Linked DNA regions of Homo sapiens: region 1 is linked to region 2. Evidence: chromatin loops called from intact Hi-C (ENCODE). Cell type or tissue: GM12878. All regions are shown on one strand. Each heading gives the region's core, and the rest is flanking DNA. Links, peaks and the distances in the headings are about the cores only. Region 1 overlaps JDP2 (Jun dimerization protein 2). Region 2 overlaps TMED10 (transmembrane p24 trafficking protein 10).

Region 1 (4,395 bases), core at 270-4,269, 320 kb before region 2:
CACCAAGCTTCTACCCTTGGAGGTCAGGTGATGCCAGGGGCTAATGGAGGAGCTGAAGATGGTCCCCAGTGACCAGGGGTGAAATCCCACCCTCAGCAACATTCCTAAAACCGCTGAGAAAGCAGCAGAGCCTGGATGCGGAAGGGCCCTTAAGCAGCCGCCAATAAAAGGCAGAGGTGGGTCACCTCGGTCGGTACCAAAGCCCCTGGACTAGGGGATCCCAGCAGGAAACAGGGGTTTATTTAAAGGAAATTAATGAGGGAACTACTTACAGGGGGTGGACAGAGCTTAGGGAACCCGGGACCAGCAGCAGTGGAGTCACGAACACCTCCGGCCTGAGGCTAGGGTCAGGAGTGATGATTGGAACCCAGGGAGAGCTGTCACTTAGCCATGGCAGAGGGTCACCAGACAGGAGCTGTGCTCTTTGGTAGAGGAACACACCACTGCCCAATGGGTGCCCAGCAGGGAGGGATCAGGGGAATGAATATCCCAAATTCTTTTCTAAGGCTGGTACCTCCTAATGGCCAAGTTCAACCAGAAGCCAGAGTGGAAGGACTCCTGGGTAATGTGGTCCATTGAGATGAGCCACCTGGGGCACAGAGCAGGGTAAAACGGGAATGGATCTGATAGGCAAACAAGACTATCTCGTGTATGAATCTATCTCTGTGATTTACATAAGTCCACCCCCAGTCCTGGACCCAGTCACGGCCTGCAGGCAGGAGTCAATGACAGCAACAGTTGAGAGATTCCTACAGGGCTCGTGGTCATCCCCACAGCGAGCACTTCCTGGACGTTTGCCAGGAGTCAGGCACTGTGGAGTGTGGTTGGCCAACAGCACAATCAGCCTCACCCAAGCTCTTGTTAGAAATGCAGTCTTGAAGGCCACCCAGACCTACTGAATCAGGATCTGTATGCAGTACATGCGCACGCAGATTTGTGTGCCCAGAGAAGTTTGCCCTGGAGCCGATTAAGGACTCACACAGTCCATTTAGCAGGTTGTCATGATTCCACCTGCAAAATACATCTCTAAGGTGTCCACCACATTCTCCATCCCTGCTGCCTCCAGCCTGGTCCAAGCCCTCGTCGCCTCTGCACTGGACGGCTGCAGTGGCTCCAAAGGGCTCTCCCTTGGCTAAAACACAAGTCAGCTCCTCTGCTTGCAACCCTCCAACAGCTTCCAACACATGTGGCCCACAGAACCGAGAAAACCTGGCTCCTCCTGCCTCTCTGACCTTCCACTACATCGCCCTCCTCTACCCCTCAACTCCAACAATGGGCCTTCTTCCTCTCCCTCAAAACGACAAGTTCTTCCCTGTCCCCCGGGTTTGTACTTGCTGCTCCTTCTTGACGTCTTTACTGACCACCCCAAACTAAAAGCCCTGTCCTGTTACTATCTCCCTGTGTATTTCCTTCAAGGTGCATTCACTAACAGCACTTATCTTTTTCACATGCATGTTTGCCTGCCCGTTGTCAGTTTCCCATGAGAACCTTAATCTATTCATAGTTAATCTATATAAATATCTCAGTCTATCATCACCTTCACCACTGTCACTCAGCCACCAGAGCTGAGCATGGCACAGAATGGGTGTTTATTAACTAAATTAACTACATTTAATTTGCCATCTCAGTAAGTCACCCAGCACAGCTCTATTCAGCTTCCCCACTTTTGCAGATGAGGAAACTAAGAACATCAAGGCTGCGTAGATGCTCAGTGACAGCGCAGGACTCGTATCCAGGTCTTTGGGCCGCAGGGCCTGAGCACGTCCTGCTCTTCAAGGGGTGGGTGGTCTGATCATGATCACTGCCTTTAGAGTTAGAAGTTTTTAACATGTTTTAAAAAACGTTATTGCACAATTTACATGAAGGTGTAACATTCAAGCTCCATGGTTTAAAGGAGGGGACGTCACCAGCTCCTCTCGGGCCTAACCCTCACCCATTTCCGTGTTTCTCAGGCCCCGTCTGCAGGTGGCGCGGCATTTCCACTGTGACAAACAGCAGCCCAGATGTGATTTTGAATTCTGACTTTTCATAAGCGTTTTCAAAAACATAGCTTGCAGGACCCACAGAGAGACAGAATGAGAAAGAGAAATTACATTCTCAACCCAAGGCGCTGAAAATACAGAAACTCTCACATGGACAAAGAAATAAAGGAAGTGATAAGCAAAAATGGACACAAAAGAAAAACCAAAACCCCCAGCACTAACCAGAGTAGCCCAAGTCTGAGGGTTCTGTCTCATACTAAGAATTGTTGCCTGGGCAGACAGAACCAGGCTAATCTGAGACTTGTGGCATCAGAGTTGACAGTGTGAGCTTTGGTTGGTGGGGTTGGGGGGTGGTCTTTAAGACCTGAGTTCCTCCAGAAGCTCTGCTGTAGACCAGCTGTGTGCTCCTGGGCAAGTTACTTGGCCTCTCTGAGCCTCCATTCCTCACTTGTACAGGAAGGTACTGAGCCCTGCCGCACATGGTAGTAATGAGGACTGAGTTCCAGCCCAGAGCCGGGAGCACAGGAAGAGTTCCGTGATGCCAGCTTCCCTGCCTTCCTTCGCAGGCAAGGCGGAGGTGGTGCTATTGCAGCAGCGGCACACTGGCCTGCCTCCGGGCAGAATGCGGCACAGAAAGGAGTACTGCGGAGAGGGAGGAGCAGGCTGGGGAGTTCAGGGCGTGCTGAGTTGTCAGTGAGCAGGCCTGGAGTAACAGCCCCGCAGCCTCCAAATCTAGCCTCAGGCCTCACACAGCCAGCCAGGCCCACCAGGGCCCCCCCTGCATGGAGGAGCCACATTTCAACACCAGGGACCCATGAGCACCCTGGGAAGTAAACACCCAAATACCAAACATACCAGACATTCCCCTACATAAACAGGGCTGCACTAAGCCAGGGGCTGCAGTCCCTCCCCACTCCCCCACCCCCCATCAACAAAGTAGGGCAATTCAGGGACAAGATCTCAGCCTGCCCAGCCGGCTAGGCCCATAGCCTCCTCCCACTCCAGGAGGGAGGAATGAGGAAACCCCAGGGGCCCTCAGCCAACTCCCTTGCTGACCCCCGGCAGCCTGCAGGGGCCAGGCCCTCCCAGCATCCCCCATGGGGCTGAGCTGTTGGAAACTCTCTGCCCTCCTGTCTCTCCCGTCATCTCTTGCCAGGCCTTCTTACTCAGTGGCCAAGGTCTGGGCCTCAGCTGTGAAATATTGAGCTGTTTCAGTGAACAGCGGGCAGGGCTTTAGGAGAAAATTCAAGACAAATGGTCAGTCTAAGGCTGGGGTTGCAGACTCACATCACCTCAGGGGTCAAGCAAGTAACTCACCATTAGTGAGGGGGGAGGGCTGGATGGGGCGGTGGCCACCCCTCCTGCCATGGGAGGGGACACTAGCCCCAGTGGGATGCAGGCTCAGTGCTGCTAATTCTTCCAAGTTTTCAAGAAAATATAAATTTTTGAAGTAAAATCTCCCACTTTTGAATGTCAGCAACAAATTCCATTTTGAAAGGAACACCGCATGAGCCAAACAAAACACATCTGTGGGCTGCACTGGCCCACGGCTGCTGATTTATGACCTCTGGCAGTCAGCTGACCCTAGTGGGCTTGTCCTCAGAAGCCTGGGCTCTGGTCACCACAGTGCCCTGCTCTGTGACCTCGAGTCAATCAGGTCACCTCTCCGGTCCTGGGGCTCATCTTTAATAAGCACAAGTAGCTCCCATTTCTCACTGACCTTCAAACACATCTGCAAGGTGGGTCTCAGGGGCCTTATTTTACAAGTGAGAAAACTGAGGCTCAGCGAGGTGGAGTGTCTGCCCGAGGCTGCCAAGCTGGGAAAAGACAGGGATTGACTCCATTCCATCAGGCTACCTTCCACACGGTGGGCTGGACTAAAATCTCCGCAAAGTCCTTTCCAGCTCTGACTTCTCTGGGTTTTCATTCATCCAGCCTTCAAGGGCAGCGTGGGCCTGATTGAGGGATGTAGGAAGGGTGCCCCCTAATTTCTTATAAGAAGTTTCTTAGCTGGGCACAGTGGTGTACACCAGTAGTCCCAGCCACTCAGGAGGCTGAGGCTGGAGGATTGCTTGAGCCCAGGATGTTGAGACTGCAGTAAGCCATGATTGTGCCACTGCACTCCGGCCTGGGCAACAGAGCAAGACTCTGTCTCGAAAAAAAGAAAAAAGAAGTTTCTGCTTTTACAGACGCTTAGTGCCAGGGGCTCTTGGAAGCACCAAGGCTAATCCCTAGATTTTAGATGAGGAAACTGAGTCCCAGAGAAGGAAATGGCTTGCTCTTCAAGACAGGGATTGGGTCTTCACAGACCAGCCCAGAGGACACTGCTTGGTCCATCCTCCTGGGAGGCTCTGCCTGACTGTGCATCATCCCTCTTTCCTGAATTTTCCATGCCCTGGACCCACTCCCCTGC
Region 2 (4,384 bases), core at 1-4,000:
CCTATACTTCAGCATCTTTTCAATGTTCTGTCTCATTGGACTAGCTACCTGGCAGGTCTTCTACCTGCGACGCTTCTTCAAGGCCAAGAAATTGATTGAGTAATGAATGAGGCATATTCTCCTCCCACCTTGTACCTCAGCCAGCAGAACATCGCTGGGACGTGCCTGGCCTAAGGCATCCTACCAACAGCACCATCAAGGCACGTTGGAGCTTTCTTGCCAGAACTGATCTCTTTTGGTGTGGGAGGACATGGGGTACCACCTACACCCAACAAGTCAATGAGGGACTTCTTTTTAATTTGGTAGGATTTTGACTGGTTTTGCAACAATAGGTCTATTATTAGAGTCACCTATGACAAAAAATAGGGGTTACCTAGATAATGCCAAAGTCAGCATTTGTCCTGGGTTCCCTTGTGTGATCTGTTTGGACTATGTTTTCTTTTCTTCTCCCACTTGCTCAGCAGCTTGGGCTTCCATTCTAGTTCTTTTACCAAGATTTTTGTGTGACCATGTTGACTTCATTTGGATTGCCCTCTTTCAATTTCCTTGTGAAAACACCCTTAACTTTCTCTTTACCCTTAGCTGAAATGTTTACATAGCTTCTGGTGATATCTTTTCATGATTTTATATCTCTTAAAATGGTGATGGATGTGACACCTCATAAAAGTGAGCTTTGAACTGTAGATAACTCTTAAAGAAAATGTCATTTTAGACAATTAAAATATTTGTGCTCAACTGCTTGAACTTTTTTCGTGTATGTGTATTTAATTCTATGCAATATTATCACATGTGTAGATTCATGTGACCACCATCACAAGAGACAGAACAGTTCTGTCACATGGATCCCTTGCACTGCCCTTTTACAGCCGCAGCCACATCCCTTTCTTATACCCTCACCCCAACCTGTGGCTACCACTGTTCTGTCCTCCATCTCTGTAATTTTGTCATTTCAAGAATGTTGTATGAATGGAATCATACAGAATGTAATCTTACGAGGCTGATCTTTTTTCATTCAGCATAATTCCCTTGAAATCCATCCAAGTTGTTGCATGTATGAATAGTTTCTTCCTTTTTTTCTTTTAAAAATGTTTTATATATTTAGGGGGTATAAGTACAGATTTCTTACATGCATATATTGCATCGTGGTGAAGTGGGGGCAGTTCCTTTTGATTGCTGAGTAGTATTCCATGGTATGGATGTACCACAGTTTGCTTAACCATTCACCCACTAAAGGACATAAGAGTTGTTTTCAGTTTTTTGCCCTAATAAAGCTGCTGTGAACATTCATGTACAGGTTTTTATGTGAACATACATTTTCATTTTCTGGGATAAATGCTCAAAAGGGCAACTGTTGGGTTGTATGGTAAACACATATATTTTTGTAAGAAACTACCCTACTCTTTTTCCAGAGTGGCTCTACTTTTTACATACAGCCACTCATACAATTCAGACAGCAATGTATGATTGATCCAGTTTCTTCACATCCTCACCAGCATTTGGTATTACTACTATTTTTTATCTTAACCATTCACATAGATGTGTGTAATGATACCACATGTGGTTTTAATTTGCATTTCCAATGGCTAATGATGTTGAGTATCTTTTTGTGTGCTAATTTGCCATCTATGTATCCTCTTCGGTGAAATGTCTTCATGTCTTTTGTCTATTTTCTATTTAGGTCATTTGTTCTTTTTACTATTGAGTTTTGAGAGGTTTTTTATATATCCTAGATAAAATTCCTCTGTTAGATATGTGGTTGCTTGAATTTTTAACATAACTTCTACCAAGGAAAAATAAGTAAAATTTCCAACCCTTGCATGGCCAGTCACTTACTTAATTCCTGTCCTTCAGTGTTCCATCTAGAGAATTAAGAGATATGATGTATAAAATAGACATCGAGGGCCATTAAGAGAGTAAATACTTAAAAATACATGTTATGAAAGCAAAGCCAATAATCACTGTAGGAGTATGAGTTGCCTAAGGGCCAAAACTAATGTAAATAAGAGAAAGTGTGGATATAAATGACCATTGTTTATAAACAGTTATGAAAAATGCTGTGACTTGAAATCTTTCCCACATCTCCCAAGAAAGTAGGTAGGAGTTTATCCTTTCCGTAATCTCTTTTTAACCCTGCTGACTATTACAGGGCTTGTTTAATCACAGTGGCAAGAATTACATGTATCTTACAGTAAAGAAACAGAATACTGGAATCGTTAGAGAACCCTGATGTGTTGACCTGGATAAAGTACAAAGGTGGAAGAGGGAATGAGTTATGCTGTTAAAATCTCAGGCTATTCTGTTAATGTTCCTGCTACTATGAACCCAAACTTTTTTTTTCCCCCTTTTGACTCCTTGTGTCTTCCTCTCCTGTGGCATAAAAGTAGTTCTGTCGTTAACTTGTACAACATTGCCATCTGCTGTTGAGAATTGGTAGGTACTGCTTCTGAGAACCTGGCTGCAGATCCTTAGCATAGGCAGCAAATGTTGAGAAAGTCTATCTGTAGTATTACATATACTAAGTTACAGAGGATGCATCCAAGTAGAGAAAATAATATGTGGGTTAAGATACATCCTTAAACTTTTTTTTTTTTGGGGGGGGGGGGACGGAGTCTTGCTGCAACGCCCAGGCTGGAGTGCAATGGCACTATCTCAGCTCGCTGCAACCTTCACCTCCTGGGTTCAAGCAATTCTCCTGCCTCAGCCTCCTGAGTAGCTGGGAATATAGGTGCACACCACCATGCCTGGCTAATTTTTGTATTTTCAGTAGAAGCAGAGTTTCACCATATTGGCCAGGTTGGTCTCGAACTCCTGACCTCAAGTGATCTGCCTGCCTCAGCCTCCCAAAGTGCTGGGATTACACGCGTGAGCCACCACACCCAGCCTCCATCTTTAAACTTTTAAATGTGAAATTTCTATCATGTACCGTTAGCCTAACAAGATTTTCTTTCCTATTTCTGACTGGTGCCTTTCCCCTTTTTAGGAGCAACGAAAGCTACTCTCTTAGTTATGTTCTTGTGATGTGACAAAATGTCAAGAAGATAGGAGAAGAGAATATTTTATTTCGTTGATGCTTTTGTTCCCAAGTGTGACCCTAAACTTAAGCTTTGTAGGAGTTGACATTCTTTCATGTCCCTTCCCTTTACTCATGCCGAAACTATCAACTGGGACATTTTGTGCTTTTGGTTTAAAAGTTAATTGATATTATACTTTGGTTTTATCTAAAAAGTAAATGTATTTGCCTTTGACAAAAGACTGACACAAGAGCAAATAAGCTTTAAAATCGGGTGTTATGTGCTTTCCTCCATTTTTGAGCATATTATCCAAAATGGTCTGTATAATATAAATGAGAATGATGCAGTTTAAGTAAGCCTTGTTATACCATTGTCATGGACCCCTGTCATAAAGCCATTTCTTGGTTTGTTTGGGAAAGAGGCATATGGGATTTATACAGATTCACTTGTAAATGTTGGATTGGGGATTTTTGTGTAAATTTTCTCAAATAAAGGCTAGCAGAAACCATTTTAGGTGTACTGTTACTCTTGAGTACTTCTATGTCTGGATTGGTGATAATTCTTCCATATTTCTCTTTTAAATTATGGCAAATTATACCTGATGAATTAGAGAAAAAATATTGTTATTCTTCAGTTACTGCAGATCGATAGTTTATATGAGCTAGTAAAAGATTATCATATTTTGTATGTAATATATGTAAATTATATATATATATATAATTAAGAATCCTTAATTATGCATCCTCAGACCAAATATGGTTCTGTAAGCTAGGCATTTTATTCTCTTTATCTTCTCTCTTTTGGAAACTGTTACTATTAGGTTCGCACAAAAGTAATTGTGGTTTTTGCAATTAAAATTGCAATTGCATAGAATCACTCCTACAGAGAGCCATCTCCCCTGCCTTTCATTCCTAAAAGACCCCCACCCCCCACCCCCGGTATATGAATCCTCAGGACTCACTTTTTAGGCCTATCATATCCAATGCAAAACCCCACTCCAGGAGGTAAACGTCTTTTCTCCTCTCCTTTCACTTACAGTTGAACATTTTTCACAAAGCGACTTTCCAAGAGCCAATATGAAGTGCTTTGCACACCCACTGGCTGGCCTCTTATTTATCCTCTTATCTCCATTCTCCCTCAAATAAATTTTATTATGAATCCATAGTGTGTAAAGTAGTGGTTCCCATTATTGGGGTATAATTTTTTTTTCTTTTCTTTTTTTTTTTTTTTGAGACGGAGTTCACTCTTGTTGCCCAGGCTGGAGTACAATGGCATGATCTCGGCTCACCACAACCTCCGCCTTCCGGGTTCAAGCAATTCTCCTGCCTCAGCCTCCCGAGTAGCTGGGATTACAGGCATGTACCAGCACGCCC

Evidence for each region. Hi-C counts contacts between places; a loop is a spot of excess contacts. Peaks named below come from ENCODE experiments on the same cell type or tissue, not always from the same donor. Only the 100,000 strongest peaks of a DNase experiment are listed, where the experiment ranks them.
Region 1: a loop joins it to region 2, with 3 times the contacts of the local background. A loop is called at or near these places in 3 of 110 quality-filtered maps.

The regions. Positions count from the first base shown.
Region 1 is chr14:75,451,679-75,456,073 of GRCh38, reverse strand. The region is part of intron 2 of JDP2 (Jun dimerization protein 2); the gene reads right to left. Among named protein-coding and RNA genes, the nearest start is that of JDP2, 26 kb to the right of the region's middle. RefSeq lists enhancers at 2,533-3,046, 3,047-3,562, 3,563-4,077. In GM12878, for the core only: a CTCF peak has its summit at 1,963 (motif pointing right); a DNase peak (open chromatin) is centred at 2,063; H3K27ac peaks cover 1,370 bases.
Region 2 is chr14:75,130,604-75,134,987 of GRCh38, reverse strand. TMED10 (transmembrane p24 trafficking protein 10) reads left to right here. Exons shown (of 5, transcript NM_006827.6): 5 at 1-3,519. The coding sequence ends at 103. Among named protein-coding and RNA genes, the nearest start is that of NEK9, 5.7 kb to the right of the region's middle. In GM12878, for the core only: a CTCF peak has its summit at 2,408 (motif pointing left); a DNase peak (open chromatin) is centred at 2,417.